Linked DNA regions of Homo sapiens: region 2 is linked to region 1. Evidence: read pairs that join two places in POLR2A ChIA-PET (ENCODE). Cell type or tissue: Panc1. All regions are shown on one strand. Each heading gives the region's core, and the rest is flanking DNA. Links, peaks and the distances in the headings are about the cores only. Region 1 overlaps PIAS1 (protein inhibitor of activated STAT 1). Region 2 overlaps PIAS1 (protein inhibitor of activated STAT 1).

What was found. Peaks named below come from ENCODE experiments on the same cell type or tissue, not always from the same donor. Only the 100,000 strongest peaks of a DNase experiment are listed, where the experiment ranks them.
Region 2: POLR2A ChIA-PET joins it to region 1 with 14 read pairs; 5 of 35 experiments call an interaction of 5 or more read pairs at or near these places.

The regions. Positions count from the first base shown.
Region 1 is chr15:68,170,700-68,186,893 of GRCh38, reverse strand. It overlaps PIAS1 (protein inhibitor of activated STAT 1), which reads right to left. Exons shown (of 14, transcript NM_016166.3): 9 at 13,002-13,162; 10 at 11,127-11,257; 11 at 10,240-10,420; 12 at 5,540-5,682; 13 at 3,227-3,264. LOC105370871 (a long non-coding RNA gene) reads left to right here. Exons shown (of 2, transcript XR_932396.3): 1 at 1-3,626; 2 at 3,743-4,596. Among named protein-coding and RNA genes, the nearest start is that of CALML4, 27 kb to the left of the region's middle. In Panc1, for the core only: no CTCF peak of the experiment used is centred there; no DNase peak of the experiment used is centred there.
Region 2 is chr15:68,076,285-68,090,660 of GRCh38, reverse strand. PIAS1 (protein inhibitor of activated STAT 1) reads right to left here. Exons shown (of 14, transcript NM_016166.3): 2 at 3,911-4,355. Among named protein-coding and RNA genes, the nearest start is that of PIAS1, 29 kb to the right of the region's middle. In Panc1, for the core only: no CTCF peak of the experiment used is centred there; no DNase peak of the experiment used is centred there; H3K27ac peaks cover 2,309 bases.

The sequences.
Region 1 (16,194 bases), core at 4,418-12,417:
GTGCTTGCACAAACCTAGACAGTAGAGCCTGCTACACACCTAGGCTGTGTGGTCTGGCCTACTGCTCCCAGGCTACAAACCTGTACAGCATGTTACTGTGCTGAATGCCGTAGGCAACTGTAACACAATGCTAAGTATGTGTATATCTCAACATAGAAAAGGTACAGTAAAAATATGGTATAAAAGATAAAAAAATGATACACCTGTATAGGGCACTTACCATGAATGGAGCCTGCAGTACTGGAAGTTGCTCTGGGTGAGCCAGTGAGTGAATGGTGAGTGAATGTGAGGCTTAGGACATTATTGTACACTACTGTAGACTTTATAAACACTGTACACTATGGCCACACTAAATGTGTTAAAAATATTTTTCTTTCTTCAATAATAAATTAACATTAGCTAACTAATTTTACTTTATAAACTGATTTTTTAAAACTTTGACTCTTGTAACACTTAATTTAAAACACAAGTACATTGTACAGCTGAACAAAAATATTTCCTTCTTTATATCCTTATTCTGTAAGTCTCTATTTTTAACATTTTAAAATATTTTTTACTTTTTAACTTTTTTGTTAAAAATGACACACACAACACATTAGCCTAGGCCTACACAGGGAGGTCAGGGTCATCGATGTCACTGTCTTCCATCTGCACAGCTTGTCCCACTGCATGGTCTTCAGGGAAAATAGCATGCATGGAGCTGTCATTTGCTATGACAACAATCTTCTGGAACACCCACTGAAGGACCTGCCTGAGGCTCTTCTTAAGGAGGTGTCACTCTTTTCAGAAATATGTCCATGGTGTTTGGCTTGGTTTCTTTTTTATCATAGGTTTGCTTGTAAGTAGATAATGTACCATAAACATTCCTCTCTATTAATGAAAACCTTTCATTGTTAGGGCCCATGTTTTTTTTGTTTGTTTTGTTTTTGAGATGGAGTCTCGCTCTGCCACCCAGGTTGGAGTAGAGTGGTGCACGCAATCTCGGCTCACTGCAACCTCCGCCTCCCAGGTTCAAGTGATTCTTCTGCCTCAGCCTCCCGAGTAGCTGGGATTACAGGCGTGTAGCACCACGCCCAGCTAATTTTTGTATTTTTAGTAGAGACGGGGTTTCACCATGTTGGTCAGGCTGGTCTCGAACTCCTGACCTCATGATCTACCCGCTTTGGCCTCCCAAAGTGCTGGGATTATAGGTGTAAGCCACAGCGCCCAGCCAGGGCCCATGTTTTTAAATTTTTTAAGGAGCTTGTTGAGGTCTGCAAAAGCTTCTGCTAAACCTTTCACTGTGAATTTTCTTGGAGGTTCTTCCTTTTTGTCTCCTGCAGTTTCCTTTTCTCTTGCACCTTCTTCAGCTGCGTGTTCCTGTTCCAGTTCCAACAGCTCATTAGTCAATTCCTCAGGAACCACATCTAGGAGCTTCTCAATGTCATCCTCATCTACATCTAGGTTAAAGTTGTTTGCCATGTCAACCACAGCCTTGTCCATTTCTGCAACCTCTTCATCCTTAGCAGATTCTTTGAAGTCATGAACAAACTTCTTCAGTGTCTTCTAGATGTCATTCACATACTCCTTGGTGACATCAGTCCATGCCCAAGCAAGGTTCTTGATGCAGTCATAGCTGTTGTAAACCTTCCAGAATTGCATCAGTGTCCTCTCGGTGTTTTTCAGTTGCAGCAATAGCCTGGGCAAAGATCCTCCTTAGGATCTTTTAATAGGCCTTAAAAACTGCTACAACTCCTTGATTCATTGGTTGGATCAAAGAGGTGGTATATGGAAGGAGACACAACACTTTGATATTGGGATGAAGATCACCAATGAAATGAGGATGTGTGGGAGCATTATCAACAAAAATCATCATCTTGAAAAGTATGTTACTCTCTCAACAGTACTTCTCCATTTTGCTGGCACAGCAATTCGGGAGGACATCCTGGAAGAAAAGCTGGGTCATCGATGACTTCTTATTGCTCCTGTAGTACACGGGCAGTGTGTGCTTGCTGACATGCTTGAAGGCTCTGGAGTTCTCACTGTGCCAGATCACAAAGGGTTTCAATTTGTAGCCTGCAATATGGCCCCAAGCAAGACTGTTATCTTGTCCTTAAAAGCCTTGAAATCTAGCATTGACTTGGCTTCTTTATGGATGAAAGTCCTTTCAGCCATTTATTTCCAGAATAGGGAGGTTTCATGCGTATTGAAAATTTGTCTGGCAAGTAATCTTCCTTCATAATCAGCTTATCTAGAGTTTCCAAAAATTCTTCAGTTGCCTTCACATCTGCATTTGCAGACTCTCCACTCACTTTGATATTACATAATGAATAATGATTCTTCAATCGTTTAAACCACCCGGAGCTAGCAGTACATTTAACACTGTAGTTGGGTCCAGTCTTTTCTTTAAGCATTGCAAACAAACTTTTTGCTTTGGCCATGATCATTATGGTGCTGAGAGGGATATGTTTCTGTGTCTGGTCTTCAATCCAGGTCACTAACAAGTTTCTCCATATCTGATACAGGCCCTTCTCAAATTTTTGTTAGTCTTGTTGCCTTGAACAAAGCAGATCCTTTAACAGCTTCTATCACTTTGTTCTTGTTCTTTAAGACTGTAGCTATGGTAGAATGGGACTGCCTGACTGGTGAGCAATAACTATCACTGATCTTCCACTTTCATCGTCCTTAATCACTTAATTTTTTTCCATGTCAGTCACTCGATGTGGCCTCTTACTGGCAACATTAGCTGTGGATTTTGTATGCTTAGGGGCCATGATGAACAAAACAAGACAAGATTTTCATCAAGCACAAGAGGAAATGATGCAATCAAGAGATGTGGCAAACTGGGATGTATGAGGCTGTCCTGGAATAACATGGCACACTGTTTTACAGCAAACTTAAAAAAAAAAAAAGTAGAGGTACACTCTAAAATAACAATAAAAAATATAGTAAATGCATAAACCAGTAACAGAGTTGTTTATTATCGTTATATTGTACATAATTATACGTGTGATACTTTTACATGACTGACAGCATAGGTTTGTTCACACCAGCAACACCACAAACATGTGAGTAATGCCTTGTGCTACAATGTTACCATGGCTATAATTGATGTAGGGATTTTTCAGCTCCATTATAATCTTATGGAATGCATATATGGCCTGTCATTGACCAAAATGTCATTATGTGGCGCATGACTGTATTTTTAATGTACAATTAAAATAATAGTAAATTTTTCATAACATACCTGATTGTCTCCTGATAAGAAAGGAAAGAAATCTAATCCTGTGGAAGAAAAAATTATTTCAGTTTAAAAAAAAAAGAAGGAAAAACTCTTCCAAATGCCCCAATACTTCAAAAACAAATACAAGTCTTATATGCTATGTCACTCAGAATTTTATTTAAACATGAAGAGTTGAGCTAAACGTTTTACGTCTCTCCTTTCTTTAGATTACTAAGGCTGAAAACTAAGCTTTGGCAATGATTTGTCTTCTCCGTGACCCCATTTGGGGGACTGGGGCCATTACTACTCTGTCAGATCTAACACTGATCCTTAAACGGGCATAGTACTTTTAACAAATGCTCTGGACTCCTCTTAAGGAAACTTTCAATCTGCTCTAAGTTACTCCTCACAAGCACTTCATGAGGTATGTAATTAGTTTTGCCCTCATTTTGCAGGTGAGAAAGTTTGAAGTTGAAAGAGTTAGGTTAAGTAAGTTGTAGTACTGATTTTTCTTTCTTAAATTTGCTCATTTGCTATCAGATTCAACTGACAGACTGCAGTGGCATGAGGGGAGAAGAGGTTTGAGTGCCTGCAAACTGGCTACTATTACATAAGAAGGAGTAGTTCTGCTACCTGGCTGCTGAGGATTCACTGCAAGGAGGCCCCTTCCAATTAACATTCTTTTCTAGATCACCCAGTGTGTAATGCGATGAAGAGCAAGTGAACAAGCATGAATTAAATGCTTCATTATGATATCTAAACTTGGGGAAAGGTAAAACACGCAGCTATAGATAAATATATTACAACACCACAGATACTCTGGGCATCTACTCACTGTCTACATTATAACCGATTACAACACGAAGGCTTACAAAATGCATAGCACTGTTGTTCTTGATAGTGACAGTGCGTTTCATACATGTAGAAAAAAAGGTATAGAAAGATATCTAACCGTTAAGAGCAGCTGTAACTGGCTGGCCGTAGTGGCTCACGCCTGTAATCCCAGCACTTTGGGAAGCGAAGGCAGGCGAATCACCTGAGGTCGGGAGTTTGAGACCAGCCTGACCAACATGGTGAAACCCCGTCTCTACTAAAAATACAAAATTAGCCAGGCGTGGTGGCACATGCCTGTCGCGCCATTGCACTCCAGCCTGAGCAATAAGAGCAAAACTCCGACACACACACACACACACACACACACGCAGCCTGAGCAATAAGAGCAAAACTCCGACACACACACACACACACACACACACACACACACACTAGCTGTAACTTCCCGGGAATGGGGTTGGGGGATAGGTAGAGGGAAACTTTCACTTTATGTTTCTGTGTTGAATTTTCTACAATGAGCATATATGGCTTTTTTAATAAAAAAAAGTTCTTAGATTATATGACTAATATTCAAATTATTATGCTACAAAGATATAAAAACAATTCTTTTTGATAATATAAATGATTATTATGAACTCAAAATATATAAATGAGTATACTGACATTTCAAACAGCTTTTAAAAAGAAGGATCAGATAAATGTATACACCTAGTATGTACCCACAAAATTAAAAAAAAAATTTTTAAGAAGGATCAAATTCATTAGAATAAAAACTAAAACTTTCAAATGTCTCAACTCACCATTATCTAAAACATAATACAACATAGTTACCCACAATGCCTGTTGCATTACAACTAAAGTCAGGGTACAATAAATAATGTTCACAGGGCTGGGCGTGGTGGCTCACGCCTGTAATCCTAGCACTTTGGGAGGCCGAGGCAGGAGGACCACGAGGTCAGGACCAGCCTGACCAAAATAGTGAAACCCTGTCTCTACTAAAAATATAAAACATTAGCCTGGTGTGGTAGTGGGCGCCTATAATCCCAGCTACTCGGTCGGGAAGCTGAGGCAGGAGAATTGTTTGAACCTGGGAGGCGGAGGTTGTAGTGAGCTGAGATCGTGCCACCGCACTCCAGCCCAGGCAACAGAGCAAGACTCCGTTCCCCACGGCAAAAAAAAATAATGTTCATAAATACCAAAATTCAAACCCACATACTAGCAGTCATTCAAAAACAATTTGCAGAGTACTCAGGAGCTCACAAAAACTAAAGATTATTGCACTAGTTTTACCACTGGGAGTAAAACACTGGCTACTGATGACAGTACAATCAACGAACTGGGTCAGTATTTATAACAACGGCATATTATTTCTCTCAGTTCCCTGGGTCCAAGGCCCTGTTGGCTCAGTCTTCCAGTTCTTCCTTAGATTCACCTAGAAGAGAATTATATAGATCAAAGGCATTCATAATGCTATGTGACAATGTAGAAGAACCAGTGACTCACCTTGTAAGTCGTAAGGCATGGGTGTCATGTGGAAAGGATGCCTATAGTCTTGGATGAGGGAGGTATTAATGTAGCTTGTGTCTACAGCAGGAAGGCTTGGGGTGCGGGATACTGGAGATGCTTGATGTGGAAGACTTAAAATGCTGGAAGAAGGAAAGATTGGCATAGTTTTCATTAGCCAGTTAAACTCTCAAGGTTAACAAAAAAAGGGGTTGTATCTCACAATGAACCCTCGGTTTAGTGCTGGAAATAAGAACAAAACCAAGCAAAGCAATGTATAATTTAGATTATACACAATTATGAGAAAATAATTTGTATACATAATAGCATTTAACAGAGGCCACAGGAAGAAGTGGACAGATGCAATGGTATCCAACATTCACAAACCTCACATTGCCTTTGGAATATCATCACCTATGCTTTCAAAATGCAAGAGAAAGGTACAGTTGAGCCACTTTAACGGGATATGAGTGAAAGATACCTACATCAAATGAAAGTCGGAAACCCTTTTAAAACAACACCAGAGTATTGGCTATTAAGAAGCATACGTATGCCCTAGCAAAGAAAATACATATAATAAGACAGAGGGAATGAAGCAATCTGAGTGGTTCGGAGTTACCAGCTGGCCCCTCAGATTGTAATCTTTAGGAGGGCAAAAACTGGGTATTGTTTAGTATACCCAATGCCCAGTACAGTTATCAGCACATTGTTTGCATAAAAGCCCTGCTGAATCTAATGTAGTGAAACAAGAAGAAATACTCCAAAACGAATAGGTAGTGGAGAGTTTTTAAAGAGAGAACAGTATAACTGGAAAAAGAAAACATAAAACAAGAATTAGGACTCTAAAAAACAGTGAAAAGTTTAAATAGCTAAGTAGCTTTTTTTTTAAAATTTACTAACAATTAAGGGAAAGGAAAAAAGGAGAAGAAGGAAAAAATAATAATTTAACTAACTTTGGGGCCAGGCATGGTGGCTCATTCCTGTAATCCCCATACTTCGGGAGGCTGAGGCAGAAGGATAGTTTCAGCCCAGAAGTTGCCCAGCCTGGGCAACATAGGGAGACCCTGTCTCTACGAAAAATTAAAAAGCTTAGCCAGGCCTGGTGGCACGTATCTGTAGTCCCAGCTACTTGGGAGATAGATGAGAGGATTGCTTGAGCCTGGGGGGTCGAGGCTGCATGAGCCGTGATTGCACCACTGCACTCAAGCCTGGGTGACAGAGCAAGAGCCTGTCTCAAAACAAAACAAAAACAAAAACAAAGCTAATTTTGAAAAGAAAAACAATTATAGTAGCCCTCTTAGAAGGAAACATAAGGGTTATATGTTACCCCAACAATACAAGAGGCTGAAGGTGTATGTGTTATAGAAAATAAAGAGAAAGGAAGCAATAAAGAGGCTGTCTTTTGCTTTTAATGCTTCATGTAAAGTACCTGGGGCATGGGGATGCAATTTCAGTGGTATAGAATATTTCAAAAGAGGGCCGGGCGTGGTGGCTCACACCTGTAATCCCAGCACTTTGGGAGGCCAAGGCGCATGGATCACCTGAGGTTGGGAGTTTGAGACCAGCCTCACCAACAGGGAGAAACCCTGTCTCTACTAAAAAATACAAAAAATTAGCCAGGCATGGTGGTGCATGCCTGTAATCCCAGCTACTCGGGAGGCTGAGGCAGGAGAATCACTTGAACCCAGGAGGCGGAGGGTGTGGTGAGCCAAGATGGTGCCACTGCACTCCAGCCTGGGAGATAAGAGTGAAACTCTGTCTCAAAAAAAAAAAAAAAAAAAAAAAAAAAAGAACATTTCACGAGATGACAAGGTTGGATTTCTAGGAATAGAGTTCCAGTTATGACCATCTACCACATTTTAATGAATGGGATATGAAGCATAAAACACACTCTCGTCTGCCTCATAAAAATGTTTCATCTAATGGAAACTTTGTTAAACCTCTTATATCTAGAAAAAGTACCATTTACCATTAGCTGAGTCTTCTCACAATGTCTAAGAGATTATAAGAGAGGATTTAAAATGCTAGTCTTTGAAAACATCTCAAACAGCATAGACAATTTCTGGATGAACATTAAGCACTCAGTGGCTAAAGACAACAAAATGTTTTACATTTAGTGTTTGCCTCTAATTCCTGGCTGCATGCTTTTCTTTCAATTTGTGATAATGTTTTGAAATGCATTTCAACCTTTATACTGCACAATAACAAACACAATATGCTGTACTGAGGTTTCCAGTTACCAACTAGTCATTATTATAAAATGGCTACTAGTGTTGACTATGGTGTGTTATTCTCCTTCTAAGGATGTAAACTTTCAAGTTTCTTGTTTTTATCTGCAAATAGAGAGAGAAATGTCTGGCATTTGCAAATACTATAGCTGGGTTCAATTAGTCACTGGGAAATTCAGGAAGTACTTAATGCATTTAATGTAATTTTCCAAACATAATAAACATTATTTATTTTATTTTCTCCAAATATTTTTGGAGAAAGAGCAAAGTAAATATCCAAAGAAGAAATATTAGATTCCTAAACACTCAAATGTTTTCTTTAAAGAAAAAATATATAGTCAGTAATACTATTGCATAGTTTACATAAATACATATTACTATTAATAGTCTAAAGAACAGAACAAATATATATATTATGATGCATTTAGCCCAAAAGTATTTATATATCCAGAGGTTTATGAAATATCTTTTAAAATTGTGATTATGGCACTTAAAAAAATCACATGACAATGTGTATTTGGTCATACTATGGTTTGATATTTACAAAATATCTTGGAATTGAAATTCTATAGATACTTGTTCTAACTTTAGGTAATGTGACTTTTCCTTTTCTCCTACTCAGACATAAAATACATTGGTGTAATAACAAGGTCAGGCTTGCTGGGTTATAGCCATCAAGATAGGCTTTTATCAGAGGTCATGTTCATAACAGTAGGATTTGTGCTTAAATTATTCACTTTGTTTAGAATGATGATACTGTTTTTAATGTCTTTGTTTCTGTCTGTATGCCAAGATGGACTACTGTAGAATGAAAATACCGATGTGTGAAATGTTTGACTGAAATCTTATTTTTTTTTGAGATGGGGTCTCATTCTGTCACCCAGGTTGGAGTGCAGTGGCACGATCTTAGCTCACTGCAACCTCCACCTCCCAGGTTCAAGTGATCCTCCCCCATCAGCCCTCCGAGTAGTTGGGACAACAGGCACACAGTGCCATACCCAGCTAATTTTTTGGTAGAGACAGGGTTTTACCATGTTGCCCAGGCTGGTCTCAAACTGATAGAAATCTTTAATCTCATCATACAATGTCAAACCTGAAAATGATTTGACTCCAGGCACAGAAATGCCTGCTCTTGATCTGGTGTTGTAACAATGCCATCTATGGACTTCCTTCTCTCTCCTACATTCTTTCTTTAGTCCCTAATGCTTGCTGGAAGAGTTTCTGGTTAGCTTCTATTCAGTTGCAACAGGCCATGTGATTCTCCTGCTTTATACCTAAAAAGGGACACATCTATTTCTAGATTTACAATTAGTGTGCTACAATTGTGCTTCAGCACAATTAGAAATCTTGCTCAGAATCCCTGATGTGTCTACAGGACTAACAGCCTGTTTTGAGAGTATAGTTGGAGTATGCTACTTGTTTTACCACCCCCCAGAAAGTGCTAAGCTGTTTAAGGTTAAGACTGTACTTACTCATTTTATTATCATCCATGCTTAGCTGAGGGTGTTTTATACAAAGTAGATAACAATGTTTCATGAACTGAAGTATAACCTAGGTACACTGTTATTGATATAAGACTAATGGAAAATATGGGAGAAAACTCTGCAAAGTGGGAAATGTTGTGTGCTGCAACAGAAGTCATTCACTACCAGCCTCATTCACATTCTGAAGCAGATTTAAATCATTGGTCTTCCTCTGCTTTCCACTTGAAACACTCAACTTGGGGTGAATTTTACAGCATACATTCCAGTTTGAACAAATGTTCTACATCCTGTGAGCAGGAGCAGGATCACCTGGGAACTTAACTAGAAATACAAATTTTTTCTTTCTTTTTTTTTTTTTTTTTTTGAGACAAAGTCTCGCTCTGTTGCCCAGGCTGGAGTGCAATGGCACGATCTTGGCTCACTGCAACCTCCACCTCCTGGGTTCAAGCGATTCTCCTGCCTCACCCTCCAGAGTAGCTGAGATTACAGGCGCATGCCACCACGCTTGGCTAATTTTTGTATTTTAGTAGAGATGAGGTTTCACCATGTTGCCCAGGCTGGTCTCAAACTCCTGAGCTTGGACAATCCACCTGCCTCAGCCTCCCAAAGTCCTAGGATTACAGGTATGAGACATGACGCCTGGCCTAGAAAGACAAATTTTCTTAGTCTCTACTCCTGACTCAGACATGGGGGCGCAATGTATGCATTTTATTAAGCTCTCAGGTAATTCTGATGTACGTACACCACAGTTTGAGAACCACGGTACTAGAATGATCTTTTGATATGAAGAATACTATATCCAAGTACCCTTTTGGTGCATTACCCCAATCCCTCCAGAGTATTACAAACCTGGGAAAAATTCAAACTATTCTTTGATTGCTAAGTTAAGTTTCACAATCAAGAATCATTTTATTTGGCAAGTCTTTAATCCCTATTTGCCAAGTTAATTTTCATGATTACTTTTTTTTTTAAATGTCTCAGCACTTACCCTTTATTATTTAGTGGTGATGTGGGAGATAGGGAAGGACAGGTCCTCTTGGCAGATGGCTCTTCTTCCTCTTCATCAGATGAACTGTCTATGGTTAGGTCAATCACTTCTACTTTCTTGTTTTTATTTGAGGACTGGTGGTGAGACGCTACCTGATGCTCCAATGTGGAGCTCAAGCATCCTATATGGGAATGATTAAAATACAAGGCAAGGGAAGAGCTATGACATCTCTCTTTTCTCAGTGTCACTACAGTTTATCAGTTACAGTTTAGATTCACAATATTGTTGGAGCCAGAGAGTAGAAAACCAACAGTGGCTCTGTTCTTCTAAGTTTAAAACTATTATTTAATAATAGTAAATTATTTTTCAAAATAATAAATTACTGAATTAGAGCAAACAATCAAAATGTGTCATATGTCCACTTCAGAAGAAAAGTAATTTGAGAGCAGACGGTATATTAATTTTTGTCTGTATAGTATCTGACATACTTAAATACGATGATAGCATTTTCAAAACTCATAGTGTCTTTACAGCAAAAACATACTAAAAGCCAGGAAAAAATAAATAAATGAAAAAAGAACCTTTACTACTCTGTATCAAATCTGTTAAAAATTTAAAAAGGGTACAGTTTCAAAAGTATGAGTTTACAAATGACTAATTATATTACATTACTTTGAAATCTTATATCAGTAAATTTTTTAAAGCTGGCAAAAAAGTGAATTTAAAAGGAGTTCTATTACTTCTGAACATTTAATCAATAAGTTAATAGGAATTATTAAGCTATCCACAAACTGCTCAGTGATTTTTAAAAATATATGGATTTTAATATTGAAAACCAGACTTAGAGCAGTAGGGAGACTGCCTCTTCCTTGTGAAGAACTACTCACCATCGACTCCATTGTAAGAGGCAGAAACTTCCTGTACTTCCTTTTTTGATCTCATCGGTGCCCAAGTGCCATCCTCCTTAAATTGTATTTCATCACAGTCTGTACAGTACTTTAGGATTTCCATAAACAAGCTATAAGAAAACAATTCATCCTTAGAATATATTTTAAATGAACATAAAGGTTGAACAACTTAAGTTATATTTATTCTTAAAATCTAGTACTAACTAGGAATATAGCTGCCTAATTTATGTCACATTTATGTAAGAAAATATCATGTGACCATGAAAAATGACATTTTCAAAGATTTTTAATCATATGGGAAAATGTTCACAAAAAGTGAGAAAACGTCAACAAAAGAAAGCTTCATTTCAAAAATAAAATTCTGTGTGAGTAGTATATAGACAGTAGTTACCTCTGGGTGATACCTTCATGAGTATTTATTTTTCTTCTTTATACTTTTTTGCATATTCTAAATTGCCCACAATAAGCATGTCTTATTTGATAAACTAAAGCAAAACATATACAAATATGTAATCAAAGGTTAAATCTCTTTGATAAAATACCGTGACAGACATTTAAAAACATGTATAAAGAAAGCATAAAATTAATTACGGCCAAATTCTTAGGTTATAATGTTAAATGAAACCAAAGGACAAAAATTATTAACAGTGTACAATCACAATTATGGAAAGACAAAAATCAGAAAATCATATACCGAAAAAAGCTTTTTATTTTCCTGTGTTTTCCAATTTTTCTTTAAAAGAGTATGTGTGTACATGGCTTTTATAACAAGAAATGGGAGAACCTAAAGCTATGTAACATATAAAGTTGGAAAATATCACTATTTAATTCTGATTTACTAGTAAGTGATCACCGACATTTCTGAAAAATTAAACATAAAACATTTAAGTTACATGTTGTTTGTTTGTTTGTTTCCCATGACTGGTCTGACATCTTTCAAGCTCCAGGTTATACTTGTATTGCTAAATATACTTAATTTCTGATATTACCACCTTTAGGCTCCTATGTTTTCTTAAATACTACAGGTAAGTTGCCTTAAGTGTTTTGCTAGAAAGTACAGGAAATATTAAGTAGAGGCTGGGTGTGGTGGCTCACATGCCTGTAATCTCAGTACTTTGGGAGGCCAAGGCAGGAGGATCACTTGAGCCCAGGAATTCGAGAGCAGCCTGGGCAAAATGGCAAGACTCTGTCTCTAACCCCCCATCCCCAAAAAAATCAAGGAGATGTCCTCCTTTTCACAATTTGTTTTTGTTTAGTGGCAAAAAGCAGGAGGAAAAGGGGGCTGCAGAATAGAAGAAAATTTAGAGGAACATTCCAAGATGTCTGGTAGGATAGATAAAACAAAGAGGTGTTAAAAGCAATAATTGGTTTTGTGATGCTATAGGTGGGCAAGACAAAAAAGAAAAAGAAGACCATGACTGAAGGTGGATCTAATCTCCAGAAATAGGCTAACTTCTATTGAAAAGCCCAATTTTGGATGAACCTGAGTTAACCCAAATTTCCCCATACATTCTTGTTCCAATATGGTCTGCATATCTAGGGATGGATGGACTAATGACAGGAAAAGGAAAAGGTATAAGCACACCCTGCTTAAAAGCACCAGTGCTTTCAACGACAAATGCCAGGAGGCACTGACAGTAACACACGCATTTTCAAACCAAGGGAACATCAATTTAAAAAGATAAAATATTCATAACACTAATTTGAAATAAATTACTTTGAAAATATTGGTTTGCAGACTCACAAAAATCCTACAAATATATAACTTAGAATTTTCATCCCAAATCTGATGTGTAACAAACCCAGATAATATATGGTCATTTCAAGGTACCAAAAACACTTAAAGTAACATACCCATCAATAATAAGGTGTTCATATGGAGCCTTCTTATCACAGACAGGACAAACCCAGGTTGGTTTTTTCTCATTCATCTGAATGTAAAGAGTTGCGTCAAAACATTGTAGATGAGAACATGTAAGGGCCCGACACGGAATTGTCAGCCGCATTTTACCAAGCTTTAAAAAGGGAGAAAAAGTAAATATTAGATAATTGCTATTCAACATTTAAGCTTTGACAAAAATTTCCTAGAACACAACAGGTAGGCATGCTGATTTAAAGCATACAGTGTTGACTTTTCATCAATGTAGAAGAACATTAAACACATTTCCTGTGAAATATCCATAGGTTAAAAAATGACAGTATTTCTTTGGCTATCAAACAAAATGACTATGGAAAGTCTACAACAAGGGTTATTTACTAAAATCCACAGCTCACAGATCAGCTTTTGGTGGAGAGGGTCATAAACCCCTTGAATTACATTCAAAATTTCGTGTGTGCATTTTTCTGGAGAGAGTGCTTTCACCAGTTTTTTTTTTTTAAACAGATGGGGTCTTGCTATATTGCCCAGGCTGAAGTGCCAACTCTTATTCACAGGCACAATCGTAGCACACTACAGCCTCAAACTCCTGGGCTCAAGCAATCCTCCTGCCTCAGCCTCCAGAGTAGCTGGGGATACAGGCGCACACCACTGTGCCCGGCTTTTCTCAAATTCTTAAAGCAGTCCTTGATCCAAAAAAAATTTAAGAACCACCTTACTAGGGATTAGGGAAAATAAAGAATGCCCTATTAAATACTGCACAATACAGAGATGCATTGATATTTGCTATCAGTCTTATCTATGAATGAAAGTAGTTCACAGGACAAAACTGAATCAATAGTGATCATTCCCCATGATGTTTGGCATAATTGCCAAGTGGCAGCTCTGAGGAGGAAGGCAGGTGCACACACTCTGCATTGCTTCCTCACTGGGAACCATCACGAGCAATTCAGCCTACAGCCCTGGACCTCTAGCATCTCCAGCATGTCAGGAGACTTCTTGCCCTGCAAATATTGCTTCAGCTAACACGGGTTGAGTCTATCCAGGAAGAGGAAATCTGCTTCATCTGGTCCCTGAGCTGCTAGCTTTAGCCCAAGGCAGAAAAGCCACGCAGAAACCTGCACAGGGAGGTACCACATCACTATCTCATTCCCTGGAAGCCAGCTTGTACCACTGTAGAGTCCCCAGATCCCACAATGGCCACCATATAGCAGAGAAGTTATCTACTTTCAATAACCACATTATTTGCCAAGTACCAGGAAAAGATTTGTGAACTTGAAAAATATAAACGCTTGTGCTGGAGAGGATGTGGAGAAATAGGAATGCTTTTACACTGTTGGTGGGACTGTAAACTAGTTCACCATTGTGGAACACAGTGTGGCAATTCCTCAAGGATCTGGAACTAGAAATACCATTTGACCCAGCAATCCCATTACTGGGTATATACCCAAAGGATTATTATAAATCATGCTACTTATAAAGACACACTGGACACGTATGTTTATTGCAGCACTATTCACAATAGCAAAGACTTGGAACCACCCCAAATGTCCATCAATGATAGACTGAATTAAGAAAATGTGGCACATATATACCATGGAATACTATGCAGCCATAAAAAAGGATGAGTTCATGTCCTTTGCAGGGACATGGATGAAGCTGGAAACCATCATTCTGAGCAAAGTATCACAAGGACAGAAAACCAAACATCACATGTTCTCACTCATAGGTGGGAACTGAACAATGAGAACACTTGGACACAGGGCGGGGAACATCACACACCAGGGCCTGTCTTGGGGTGGGGGGCTGGGGGAGGGATAGCATTAGGAAAAATACCTAATGTAAATGATGAGTTAACGGGTGCAGCAAACCAATATGGCACATGTATACCTGCACGTTGTGCACATGTACCATAGAACTTAAAGTATTTTATATATATATAAAACATATAAAAGAAAAAAATATATATGAAAGAAAAATATAAAGGCTTGAAAAGAATATGAGTTAAATGAGGAAAAGATTCTTGGCTTACTTAGATCAATTTCAGGGAAATGTGAAATTTCCTAGTCTACCAGGAAATTAACTGTCATTTGGGGCCCAAAATAATTGCTTTGATACCGATGATTTACTGTGTCTCTAAGAAAGGCATTTAGCCTTTCTGGGCCTCTTTTACTTTCTCTAAATTAACACTATTTCCTCCTTACTTCAACCAGATGTAGCCATGATGAATAAAAATAGAACACTGAACATGCTATAAACTTACTGAGACTAGAGCAATGCCAGTTTACAGTATCAGAAGTATAACCTGGAGGGACCTAGAGTAAAAACTGGTAACTCCCTTCTGTGTACTCCCAACTCTACACTCCTGCATATGATTACAATCAAGCACCACATAACATTTTGGTCAACACTGAACCGCATATACGATAGAGGTCTTCAAATTAAGACAGCCATGTTACTGGTTTCTGTATTTACTATACTTTTTATCATTATTTTGGAGTGTACTCCCTTTACTTATATATATTTTAAAAGTTAACTGTAAAACAGCCTCAGGCAGGTCCTTCAGGAGGTATTCCAGAAGAAGGCACTGTTACCATAAGAGAGAACAGCTCCATGTCTGTTACTGCCACTGAAGACGTTCCAGTGGGAAAAGATGTGGAGGTGGAAAGTAGTGATACTGATGATCCGGACCCTGTGCAGGCCTAGGCTAATGTGTGTTTGTGTCTTTGTTTTTAACAAAAAAGTTTAAAAAGTAGAAAATAAAAGTAAAAAATGTTAAAAATAGAAAAAAGCTTATAGAATAAGGATATAAAGAAAGAAAATATTTTTGTACAGCTGTACAATGTGCTTGTGTTTTAAGCTAAGTGTTGTTATTACAAGAGTCAAAAGTTAAAAAAAATAAAAAGCTTATAAAATAAAAAAGTTACAGTGGCCAGGTGTGGTGGCTCACACCAGTAATCCCAGCCCTTTGGGAGGCCGAGGAGGGAGAATCACCTGAGATCAGGAGTTTGAGACCAGCCTGGCCAACATGGCGCAACTCCGTCTCTACTAAAAATACAAAAATTAGCCAGGCATGGTGGCACACGTCTGGGATCCCAGCTACTTGGGAGGCTGAGGCAGGAGAATCGCTTGAGCCTGGGAGGCAGAGGTTACCGTGAGCCAAGATCACAC
Region 2 (14,376 bases), core at 6,377-14,376, 98 kb after region 1:
GGTATGGCTCAGTTGTGTTTGCAAGGTAAAATGGTTAAAATCCACTGAATTAAAATGAAATAAAAGATTCCATCTACTGCATTAAAACGAGTTGGAGAGCTAATAAATGTTTACTGAACTACCATGTAACAGGTTCATATCTAGCTATTATAGGGATTTATAGATAAATGCCTCAGAAGCCTTATCATTTTGAGGAACAAAACAAAAACATTTAATAAAGGGTAAATTAAATGTTAGGACAGCCTGGGCAACATAATGAGACCTCAACTCTACAAAACATAAAAACAAAAATCAGCCAGGTGTGGTGGTGCATGCCTGTGGTCTCAACTACTTGGGAGGCTGAGTTGGGAAAATTGCATGAGCCAGGGAGGTTAAGGCCACAGCAAACCAAGATCTCGCCGCCACATTCCAGCCTGGATGACAGAGCGAAACCCTGTCTCAAAAAATAATAATAATTATTATTATTATTAAATACAATTTAAGTTGGGTGTGGTGGCTGACGCCTGTAATCCTAGCACTTTGGGAGGCCAAGGTGGGAAGATCACTTGAGTCCAGGAGTTCGAGACCAGCCTGGCTGACATGATGAGACCCTGACTCTACTAAAAATACTAAAATTAGCCAGTCATGGTGGCACGTGTCTGTAGTCTGAGCTACTGGGGAGGCTGAGGTGGCAGAACTGCTTCAGCCGGAAAGACAGAGGTTGCAGTGAGCTGAGATTGTGCCAGTGCACTCCAGCCTGGGCAACAGAGCAAGACCCTGTCTCAAATAATAAAATAAAATAAAATTTAAAAAATAAATGTTATGAGGCCGGGTGCAGTGGCTCACACCTGTAATCCCAGCACTTTGGGAGGCCGAGGTGGGCGGATCAACTGAGGTCAGGAGCTCAAGACCACCCTGGCCAACATGGTGAAACCCTATCTCTACTAAAAATACAAAATTAGTCGGGCATGGTGGCACGTGCCTGTAAGTCTCAGCCACTTGGGAGGATGAAGCATGAAAATCACTTGAACCCAGTGGGGCGGAGGTTGCAGTGAGCCTAGATTGTGCCACTGCACTCCAGCCTGGGCTACAGAATGGGGCTCTGTCTCAAAAAAATAAAAATAAAAAATAAATGTTATGAGAGCATGCAGGGAAAGTGAAATTGATTCTGGCTGGGGAAGAAATGTACAGATGAAAGGAGGACAGCCTAGAAAGATAAATGAAAAAGGTTAAAGAAAAAAAGCATTTGAAATAAGCCTCATAGAAACAAACAGAATTGAGATAATGAGAGGCCAAAGTAAACAATAAATTAAACATCTTACTTTACAACCACCTTTTACTTCACCTCTCAATTCTTACAGTTAATTATGGACAATGAAAAGAATACTTTAATTATGGCTCCAAAATAAAGGCCTTAAAATTATTTTAAATTGTTTTAAAGAAATAACAAAATGATCGTAAGAATGAATGAGAATTACCTAATAAAATGGGAATTATCAGAACTACTGTCTTCCATTTTAGTTAGAAATACAAAACCATGCATAAAAACATTCAGTTTACATTTGAACATCTTAAAATCTGTTTAAATCTAGTGCTTAAGGCCACAATGGAAGGGAAAAAATGAAAAAGTAAATGTGCCTGTCCCATTCTGGACTCAGTGATAGTTGTGATCAACTAGCCAGCTGGTGTTCGAAACTATGTTCTCAAAAACTTGATTTTAAATGTATGTACGTTTAGAAATGAAGAGAATGCTGGAAGCTATTTAATTTTCCAGAAAACGTGGTTTTCTTAGATTTAAAACAAATGAACTACCGGCAAAAATAATCATTTAGGAAACTAAGTTATGTGACAAATGTAGCCACTTCATTTAATGAAGTACAGAAAAAGTCTTAATAATGTTAAAGAATTTATAAAAACAGAGCCTTAAAATATACTCATCCTACACCCTGAAGACTAATTACATAAAATCTTTTTTCAATAAATATTTTTCACATTCAATAAGCATTGCCCTTCAACAAATATTTATTGAGCCAATAAACTTCCACAAATTACTTTGTGGTGAGATCTTTTTATGCATATTAAATTGGTTTGTTTTTAATTCTATAACGATGAGATACTGAAAATCTATTTACATATCACTAAGCAATTCTATACCACCTATTCATTTGGTGACTTTCTGTGAATACATACCACAAACAGCAGATTTATTCATGAAAACTGGCATTCAAATCATACTTCAAATATAGTCAATTATTGCTATTTGTGACATTTATGTTCATAAAATCACCACAAACACTGAATTTGCGAATATATAATCACTGCTACCAGGGGAAGTATAGGGTTAGGTTCCTGCAAGCCCCTGGTCACAACGTTTTCATCAACTGATCAATACATAACACATATGTACACATACATACATGTACACAGACCATATACAGAGATATGGATAGATACAGATATGGCCTTTAATTTAAAATGGGATATATATATATATATATATATATACACACACATAATCAGACAGACAAGAAAAGATGCATATGATATATTATTAAGGGGAAAAAAGGGAAGTTATACAATACTATGTATATGATTCCTTCTGTAAAAAACAAGAAACAATTTGCTTATACTATATATGCATACACACTAAACAGCTAACAAGGAAGGAACTTTGGCAATTCCATTTTTTACAATGAGCATGTGTCAGTTTTATAAGCATACAGTAGATTCTCAAAAAATGTTTTCTTATTATGGCCACTTAAAAAATAAAATAATGTGATACAAAACTCACGTTGTTTGAAAATGACTCCTATAATCTTCGTGTATTCAGATAATTTCTGCTAAATATAATTAAAAACAAACACTTCATATTTCAAAGATAGAATTTCAGTAAACATTTTCAAAATGTTCTCAAAAATTCGCAAAAAATGTTCTCAACACTTGCCAGTCCCCCAAACTGAAATGTTCAATGATCTGTAACAGGGATTCACAAGCTTTTACTATACGGGTAAATATTTTGTGCTTTACAGGCACACATGGTCTCCGTTACACATTCTTTGTTTTTGTTTCTTTCCTTTTTTGTTAATAACTCTTTGGGAATATTTTTCAGATTTCTTAGCTCAGAACCACATAAAAACAGGCCACAGACTGGACTTAGCTTGCCAGCCGTAGTATGCCAACAAACCAGCATTTAGAAGTCTGATATTTTAAATATATTATACCAAAGGCATCAGAGGTCACAACAGTTGAGTTTTATTCTACGTTAAATAAATAAGGTAGCATTATAGCAATTAAAATTACAAGTTGATTAATATATTGAATTCTATATGCTAGACTACAAATCAAATGATGGAACAACACAGTAAAATAAATTTCAAGCACTTATATTATATAACCGTAATCATGAGTGTGCATGTGCATGTGCATGCCTGTAAAGCATGCACTTCTCCACTTGAAAAAAATCAGCTGAAATTTAACTAGCATACATCAAAGCTCAAGTCTCCTTTTATGATCATTAAAACCATTCACTCATTTAAATAATCAAAACTAGTCAGTGATTTGTTTTAGAGATCATCAACCCCTGAAAATTAAGAACTAATCAGAGACTTGTAGTGATTCATTTGGTTTTAATTTAATTTATGAGATATTATAAAATATTAATCAACCTTCTAAAATACTACTCTTTGGAAGTTTATATTCTTGAAACTTTTTAATATTTACTTTGTCAGTAACCATCACTATACTACCTTTTTTCCTGAAAGACAGCTTTTATATATTTGATTTTATCTAAATTTGAAAGATCTTCATTATTATCCAGCTGTTACTATCAAATGAAAATTTCATTATGAATAATAAACTGGGTCAAAGTAAAAGCCTAAAACGAAAATTCATCCTGCAAAAGTAACCAAATACTATCATACAATAATCTTACCTAGACTGGTGGGTTTTATCAGTTCATCCAGTAAATCATAAAATGGTAATTTTTGAAGTTTTATATCCGGATGGACTGGGTGAAGAGCTGATGTAAGATGTGGGAGTTCCAGTTCATGTTTAGGTCCCAGAAGAGAAACAGGGAGTAATGGCGATGATGCAGGGTGACCATCGTAAGTGAGTTGTGGAATGGTAGATGGAGACAAAGTTGCTGGCATAGGACTTGAATGTACGTTGGGGATGGACAAGTCTGCAGGCGTCATGATTTTCTGTGGGAACCGCCGCCTATAGAGTTCCTTAATTTTCATTTGCACAGCAGGACTACAGCCAGCCTTTAGCAAATGCAGGGCTTTTGTGAGAAGTTCGTGTTTGCGTCCGTGCTTGTTTCTCCCGGCGTAGCCCAACAGTACTTGGAGTTCAGAAACTCTAAGGCTCATAACCATTTGCTTAGAGAAAAAACAAAATGTAAAACATTAGTATTCCAATAATATAATTTACACTATTAAATGACACTTTATTATAACCCCCTTCTTATGGTTTACTTAAGCAAATAAAGGCCAGCTCACTTATAATCCTATTATTTCAAACTTCAAATTTAATCATTTAACGTTAAGTAACCAAAGAAATTTAAAATTAATATTCATAAATTCATTGACTTCTACCCTTGGTTATAAGAAATATAGGATAAAGTATACACCAGGGAAAACCACACCTCACTTTATTCCACTGTTTTGATGAAACTGTCAGGTATTTATCAAGCACTTACTGAGTCTCCAGGAGAATGTCGAGTGCTATGTAGATGGCAAAACGTAATGATGTGCTCTCAAGAATATTTTGTTTTCTTGGGGAAGAATTATAAGTATATATGAAACAACAAACAGTCCATCTCAAACACCAGATGTAGGCAGGATATCAATAGCTATTATCAAGTGTTACTTACATTCTGTACTAACTCTGGAATTTGTAGACTTAAGTTACACCTTTTTTGACCAATTATATATCAGATATTCTATTTGATATTTTCACATGGAATGTCATTATCTTTACAACTCCGCAAGGTATTATCCTGCCTGATTTATACATGAGGAGACAAGTTCAGAAAGGTTAGATAACTTATAAAGCCATAAAGCTACTAAGGAGTAGTCAGGATTCAAACCCAGATATGTCTGATTCTAAAGCCCATGCTCTTTCCACTAAACCATTAGGAAAAAGACAGAGCTGGACTCATATTACTGACTCTCACTTAACTTGCAAGGCCAAGCTAGAAGTCCAGCAACCCAATTCATATGCCATAATGCATGAGGCTGCAGTAATCTATTTAACTTTGTTTACCTATGTTCGCAAACTTATTTAGTCCCCCTTTCTCCTTTTTCCCCACCTACTAATAGGAAATGACCATCTATACCAATCCTCCCATTTTAAAGTGGTGGAAAATGGAATCCAAAGAGAAGAAATCACTTACCCAAGATCACACAGCTATTAGCAGAATCCTAAAAGATTGCATCACCACTGACAGGGAGTATTAGGATAAAAAGACACATGTAAGCTTACCATTTGCTCTCTATTTCTCCAACTAATTCCTTCACCTCATACCAAATACACAAAAGCTATGCTTATGCTGCCTTCCCTAACTCACCACCACTCACAATGATAACCCCAGCCAATTCTCTAAGGGTTCTTTGCAGGTGGCAAAACCATTAAGCAAAAAATAAAATACTGAGGAGAAAAGTATATAAAGAGCTTTATAAGCAATATAGCTGGTTAATCAAAGAAATATGAGTCCTTCCTTTACTTCTCTGGCTTGGAAAACTCTTTCCTCAAGGTCCAGCTTTTGTTAGCCTTTGGCCATTAGCCTTGGTAGGATGATCTTTACTCTCACTATTTTTACAAAGGCCACTTTTCGCATCTGTATTTTAGCATTTATTTTGCTTTATTGTAATTTTCTGTTTACACAAGTGATTCTATAAGCAAACCAGGGTTCTCCATGGTACACAACCATATTACCCTCAGCATCTACAACTAGGGCCTGACAACAGTGGAAACTCTTCAAATGCCTGCATAATCAATGAGTGAATGAATGAACGAACAAATAAACAAGTAAGAAAGGACACCAGAAGAAAGGGTGGGAGGTAGCATCTACAGCGATAACTTATCCAAATAAATGCTCAAATTCATGTTCTGTAGAGGCATGCAAAGATATAACGTAAACCTTAACAAATTCCACCCAAATCTTAGAAATGTTTTCTCTTTTTAATGTTATCAAAGATTGTAAACAATTACTAACTATAATATCAGCAGGATATCAATTTCTCCCTACTCACCAAAAGAGTACAAAATACTTCTAAAGACTTTTATTATTTAAAAAGGAACAGGGACTTCAAACTGAAATGTACTATTAATAAGTAAACTGCTTTTAAATAAATAACATGAAACTTCAAGGATTAGAGGTTAAAAATAAATTTAAGTTGGCATGGGTCAAATGTACTGCATTTTACAGAAAAAAAAAGTACAAATTTTGAAGAGAACTATTTCAACTCCATTCTCCTAAATCAAAAACAAACCAGCAAAATTCAGTGACTACTGTAAACTCTGCATTGATGACAGCTTTTGTCTTTATTCCATAGGTACAAAGATTCAGATGCAATGCAGATGTATCATTTTCCTATTTTTGTAGAAGAATATGTTGACATTTCTCATAAAATCTCTTGCTTGATGGTCCAAAAAAGTTTATGACACAACAATAAACTTGAGCGCCCTCAATTACATTTTTTGTCTCTCTCTGAAACAAAGAGTAGCAGCAGCAATAACAATACTTGGTACATAGTAGGTACTCAAATAGTAGCTGCTATCAGCAAGCCAAGCTTTTTAGTTTTGTTTGTTATTTAAGAGATAGGGTCTTGCTATGTTGCCCAGACTGTTCTCAAACACCTAGGCTCAAGTGATCCTGCCTCGGCCTCCTGAGTAACTGGGTGTTTTTTTTTTTTTTTACAGGATTCATCATCAATTGTCATAATTATCAGGCAGGTACTGTTCTCACTTTTCAGGTGGGAAAATAAGACTTAGCAAGGTTAAGAAACGTGTTGAATGTCATGCAACTGGTTCTACTCCAAATGTACTTTCTTTCATGCTATAATATGTTGACATTAAGAGGAAACGAACCACATGCCTTTAATTGGATAACAGAAAAACCTATTTGAAGATTAATTTATTTAACTCAATCTCCATTTCAAGCTTCAACATTTTGGCTTTTAAAAACTGGCGATTAAGATAAGAAAAGAATGTGGATTCAAATTAACCATTGCAACTTATAATCAGGTATAATGAAAAATCAGGTGCTATCTATTGCTATTATTGGAACAGCTGTTGCATACTCTTAAGGACTGTGATAAGCATGCAGTATTTTTTAAAATGAAATAAAAGAAGGGGGCGGGAAACACTGAAGCATCTTTCAACAGAAAAGCTGCAAAGAAGCATAAAGCAGTCAATTCACAATGAAAAGTGTTGACAACACTGAGGAAAACTAAACACTAACACATCTGAGTTGTTGAAATGAAATATATTTTAATCTGCATTTAAGGTGTTTAAAAATCTCCATTTGTTAGCACAACAAAATAAATATTTACAACTAAGGATTGCATCAACCACTACTACTATTAGAAATCATTACTTCCTCAGCAATTTTGTAGCATTCTGCTGACTCTACGTCCTCAATTGATAGAGATCTCAGAATCCTAGGGGATTTAGAATGCCTCAGAACTGTATATATTTTGAATGCAAGAGCATTCTGTAAGGAGCAACCTCTTAAAACTAATTTTCATAATCTGACAGACGTGAACACAATTTAAAAAACCAAAAAGTTTTACAAGAAAAACAGCAGTCCCTTCCCCCTTTAACATACCCCACAATTTTCAAATCCCCGAGGCAACCACTTTCAAGTCTTTTTAGCTAGTTCTTCTGGCATTTTTTTCTCTATATTCTATGTAGTAGGTCTATGCAGCTGTTTAATTTTTTCTTTGAGGACTCTACTGACTTCCTATTATAAAATATAATGGTTTAGCTCTGTTACATCTTCTCTCCCTCATCTTTCTATCATAATTTTTGGTTGAATCAATTGTCAGTACTTACATTATTACTATGGCTGTAAATAATATTCACAGCTGAGCCAAAAGTACATCATGATTACTCTTTTCTGTATAACTTTGCTTTCCTTACAGTTAATAACTACACCATTTTTCCATTTGCTTAGGTTTCTAGGTACCTACTGCTAATTCATCTGCAAACAGCTAAAAGTATTAACTTTCTTCTCAATATATTCAAATACATCAGGTAAATCAGTTTTCTTTCCTGTAGCCCTCCACCATATTCCAATTTGGACTGTAGGCTCTCCAAGCCTGGTGCACAATTATGGTCATGGAATTTCCCTTTAGCTTATCCCAGGAATTCCCTTGTCTCTCTTTTATACTGGATCCCGTTTCCTTATGCCACTACTTCCCCTTTCTTGGTTTTCTCTTTTTAGTGGGGTATTTCCTCTAGCAGCTTTCTGAGAAAGGGGGCATGTGAGGTACGATGTTTTTATTCCTTGCATTGTATTTTTAAAATCTTCATTTACCCTTACGACTGAGTTTGGCTCAGTACAGAGTGCTGGGCAGGAAATCATGTTGTGTCAAGATTTTGAAGGCCTTTCCTTATTGTTTTCTGGCTTCCAGTGTTAAGAAGCCTAGTACCAATCTGACCCATAATCCTTCATAGTCAACTATATATCCCCATCTGGAATCATAGCAGCTTCTCTTAATCTGTTCTGAAATTTTACAATGTTGTGCCTTGGGGTTGGTCTTTTTTTTTTTTAATTGCATAAACTGATAACTGTCGATCCTTTTAAACTTAGAGATGTATGTCCCCTTCAGTTCTGGGAAGTTTTCTTACAATAATCTTCCTTCCATGTCTTTGTGTTCTCTTTCTTATACACTTATTATTCAGACACAGGTCTTCCTAGACTGATAATCTCATTTTTCCTTTACTCTATTTTCTTTTTCCTTGTGCATTTTTACATCTCTTGTCTTTTAGCTCTATCTTCTGGGATTTTCCTCAATTTTATCTCCTAACGCTTACATTAAATTTTTAATTTCCATGAACTCTTTTAATTTTCTGCATTTCTCTTTTCTTTTTCCTCTACATTTTGTTATTTTTCTTTTTTGAGAATATAAATTGGGTGTTGATGTTGTTTTCTTCTTCTCCCTACACTGGTATCTGCCTTTCATGCCTGAAGCTTTCCTTAAATGAGAGACAATCCTGGGCTGTGCATACATAGTTAAGAGTAAGATACTAAAAAGATGATGGGAAAATCTATGTGAGTGAGCAGACCAGGGTACTTCATCTAGAATGACTGGGCAATAACCTGGCTATTTTGTTTGGATTCCCTTTGCTTCCTTTTGTCTGATCACTTTTGACAGAGAGGAACAACCCAATCTCCTGCTTTGGTGGTATAAGGCTGGCTTCTAGTGTTCTAAGGGCAGAGTAGTGCAGAATGGGAGGTTCAATACATTCAAGACAATAACATTTTATTCAATCCCCTTTTCAGATATGTAAAACTTTACAAAAACACAGATATATATGTACGCAAACTCTGTCCCAACTACACAGAGGCAGGGGCCATGTTCTGAGAAAGATAAATACAGACAATACTCAAACAACGTCAACAAGCAAACAGGCTTTTGCAACTAAACAGAAAGTGCCAGTTTTATTGTCTCATTAGCTGTGACCTTCCATTATTGAAGGTTATATCTACACTGTGGATAAGAATTAGGTACTTCTTGTTGAACAACATAATTACTCTTGTTCACACATCCCACTGCAGTGGTTTACAGGATTAGTCATTAAGCAGACTATATTATGAGTCTTTATCTGGTATCAATTTATAACGAATTGTAAACCAGAATGAATTCCAAAGACAGACAAAATAGGGATTTAATAATGTCATAATATTTCATTTATACTTTTGCCTTTCATCCACAAAAGCAAATGCATAATCACAAATTCTGTAACTGCACACATTAAAGCTTGCACACAACAACAAAAGTATTTTATTATTTTCAAAGTCAGATTCTTCATTCAATGGGGCTTACTTTTGGATGATTTCTAAATCTTCTCATTACAAATTGTTAATAAGCAGCTATTAGCAATCTGTCAACAATGCCCCATTCAACCAGAAAACCTAGTTAGACAGTTTCTATTCAAAGCAGCAAATCAGGTTGGTTACATACTTCTCCATAATCTTGTTTCACCCAATTTCTCAACTTTTATCTATTTTGCAGCATAAGACAACCGGAAAATGACCTGTAGTGCCTACTCCTCTAGTTAATTATCTTCCACCTCTCCAGGTCCATCTTATTGACTGCATTGAGGTCCCACAAAATGACAAAATATTGCAATTATACATAAATAGAGATCCCATTCTTCTTTAAACAAAGTATAAACACTGTTGAAATGGTACACCATGGCTTTAATTTTTGATAGATAATTTAAACATCATCCTTATTTATATACTACCACATTTCATGAAACTTCTATCCTTCAAAAAGCTCCTTCTGGACGATAACCTGAACATTAAAAATAACAAATCCAGCCAGGCGCAGTGGCTCAGGCCTGTAATCCCAGCACTTTAGGAGGCTGAGACAGGCAGACCACTTGAGGTCAGGAGTTTGAGACCAGCCTGACCAACATGGTGAAACCCCATCTCTACCAAAAATACAAAATTAGCCGGGCATGGTGGTGCATGCCTGTAATCCTAGCTACTCGGGAGGCTGAGGCAGGAGAATCGCTTGAGCCCAGGAGGTGAAGGTTGCAGGGAGCTGAGATCGCACCATTGTACTCCAGCCTGGGCAACAACAGCGAAACTCTGTCTCAAAAAAATAAATAACAAATCCAACTCAGAATGTTATAACATTGGAGTACAATATTTTTCCTAAAAAGTTTAGGCCAGGTGTGGTGGCTCACACCTGTAATCCCAGCACTGTGGGAGGCTGAGGCAGGAGGAACACTTGAGCCCAGGAGTTTGAGACCAGCCTGGGCAATACAGCAATACCTCATCTCTACTAAAAATAAAAAATAAAAAATAATTAGCCAGGCCCATTGGTGGCACACACCTACAGACCCAGGAACTCAGGAGACTGAAGCAGGAGGATCCCTTGAGCCCAGGAGTTCGAGGCTGTGGTAAGCTGTGATCACACCACTGGACTCCAGTCTAGGCAACAGAGTGAGACACTGTCTCAAAAAGAAAAAAGGAAAAAAAATTTTAAAGGGCTTAGTTTAATTTTAAAATTTAGAGTGCAAATTTCTAACACATTGCCAGACTTCTTATGCAGAGGTGGGAAAATATGGCTCTTATTTAAGAAAAAGGCTGCTCTGCACACAGATGTTCAATAAATGCTTTTTGGATCAATGCACAGGCCCTAAATGAGTATGTATAGGAAGAGAAGACAGGAACAATGAACACATAGAAATAAACTAGTCTTCAGAAACATGCGTAATCATCGTATTAATTCAATTCTCAAAAGTTACTGAATACCTAAAATATGCTGAATAAATGTGCAATACAATATAATGGTACTGGCAAATACAGAATTTGGATTCTGGTACTGACTTGGCCACTAATTTACCAAATTACAATCTTACAGGTTCTGTTTTCTCACTTTGAAAAAAAAAAAAAAAGAGGGATTAACTAGAGGTTCTCAAAGATTCCTTAAAATTTCAAAATTCAACATTGTAACTGTATTAAATGAAATTTTCTTCTCATTCTTCTACTCTTCTACAGTTGGGGAAATACAATACATACAGTTAGTGAAATCTTTCTATATTAAAAATGTTTTCAATCATAATTTTTAGCGTCATTTACATGGGTTGACAGACTAAAAATGACAAAACATAATATGTATTAAATACTTATAATGTACCAGTAACATACTAATTATAGTAAGCATGATTATCTTATTTAATCCTCATATGAACCTACAAGACAGAGCATTATTATTCTCACTGTATAGATAAGAAAACTGACATTACATCTAAAATCACACAGTAACTACATGATGGAGATAGGGCTCAAATCTGACCTGATTCCAGAGTTCATAACTAATACAATGTCTTATCACAAGCTCAGCCAGAGCTGAGTATATGTTACACTGAGACACGGACAGGAAATGGGTGACGGGGGCACTAAATGACAGTCAAGGAATTTATACAGTATAACATGAGCAGGCAGTGGAATAAATGCATATTTTAGAGGCAGTAAAGATGTAATTGAAATAGTGCTTAAGGAAGTTACCGAAGTAACCACCAATAGGATGGCTGAAATAAGAAAAAAACTAAGAAATAAACCTTCTGGCTAAAAGACATGGCAACACGCAGGATTTATCTACATGTAAGGTAAGAAGGAACTGTGCAGTGGAAATACAGGAGACAGGACCAAGAAATACTGCAAAGAAAAACTACAGGCCATGTTCAATATTCTACAAACAGGTAGGTCTTTTAAAAATTAGTACTGTACTTGATCATGAGAACAATCATCATTCACTTTTCAAATAAAATCTAGAATTTAAAAATACTAAGTAGGGCTTTAAGAAGTTTTAAGTCTATTAAATTCTAAAAGATGATTATTCTTTCCTAACTGTCCCCTTACCAAAAACAAACAAAACACTGCATTTGCAATTAGATGATCTAAGTTTCAGATAAGACAAGAGACAATGAACAGTATACCCTATCTGAGAGAAAGCTGAAAAGCCTAAAAGAAGAAACACGTATTAACAAAACAAAAAGTGACAAGAATGCATCTTCTAAACTAAAGAGTCTAAATTACAGCCTTCAGTCTGGGTCCTAGTATAGAGATTAAGGAAAAGTCCTAGAGGGGTGGTACTGAACTATTTCCGAGTAACAGGAGTAACCTACTGAAGGTAACAGAGCTAGCAAGTAGTGGAGCTCAGACTCAAAAGGCAAATGCCAATGTCCACACAATGCTACATGGTAATAACAACTACAGACACTATCACATAGTATGAAAATGTTTTTGGAAATAACAGCAACAGAGTATCAAAAACAGAACTTAAAGATCTTCTTGTCTAAAACTCCATCTAATATATGAAGTTTTACTCCAACTTTCTTGACTGGGCCCCCAGCCTCTGCTAAAACACTTCTAAGAGTTCACAACCTTTAAAAGCTGCCCACATTAGCGAAAAGCTCTAGGAATTGAAAGTTCCCTTTAAAGTCCGCCCAATGGCTCTAAAATTTCGTCCTCTTGGTATACCAAAATTGACTCTTAAAATGCTTAAAATGTGTTAAAAGGACTCTTTTCCTTCAACTAGCTAGACCCCTTCCCACTCCTGATCATTCTCAAGCATTCTGCAGTCCATAGTACTCAGAAGTGAATGAAATAATCTAGATATGGTGTGACTAGTCTCCAACACAGCAGTATTACTATCCCTCTTAATATGAACATGGTATTTTTACCAATATAACCTAACAAGTCATTCACGTTTTAGGTTTGTTTTATTTGGACAAGAGGGGATGTATGGTATGTGTTATTCTTTTATTTCAGCAGGGAGGGGGCTGCATCCACATCATCCTGTTGCTTATGTTAACTAAAACCTTTATTCTATCTTTTTCACATAAATGGCTACAGTATAAAGTCAAACCACCTCATCCTCGAATACAATTTTTTTAATTTAAAAGTAGAACGTAATGTTTCATGCCATTAAACTTCATGTTTTTCAGCTCTTCATTCCAGCCTTTCAAACCCCTTTTGAAAAATTGTATCCTACACCCCTCTATTGTACAATTATCACGAAATGTGGTAAAACACTGATTTTCCAGTTTATGTCCTCCCATAGATTTTGAGTTTTTCAAGGGTAAACACTCATCTCCATATCCCCTATGCAAGTATAGTTAATGACACCAAGTAAGTGCCCAACAGATGATGATATGAATTCCTCTTCCTTTTATAATCTTAACACACCCTTTCCAGTTCCGTGTCATATATAAAATCTGAGAATTGTGCCCTTAAATATTCACCCAAGTCATCCTTAAGAACTTGGAATATGACAGTGTCAACTCTCTAGGGCCCTGAGCATATCATAAGAGATTATCCTCCAAGTAACAATAAAATTTAAGGCTACAAATGAAGATTATTCAACTATTTGCGATTAAGATGACTCTTTTCTCCTAGGATTCCCCAATCTTTTTTGTTGTTGTTCTTTCTTTTTTTGAGACAGAGTCTCACTCTGTCGCCCAGGCTGGAGTGCAGTGGCGCAGTCTTGGCAACCTGTGCCTCCTGGGTTCAAGTGATTCTCCTGCCTCAGCCTCCCGAGTAGCTGGGACTACAGGTGCATGCCACCATGCCTGGCTAATCTTTTATATTTTTAGTAAAGACGCGCTTTCACCGTGTCAGCCAGGATGGTCTCAATCTCCTGACATGATCCA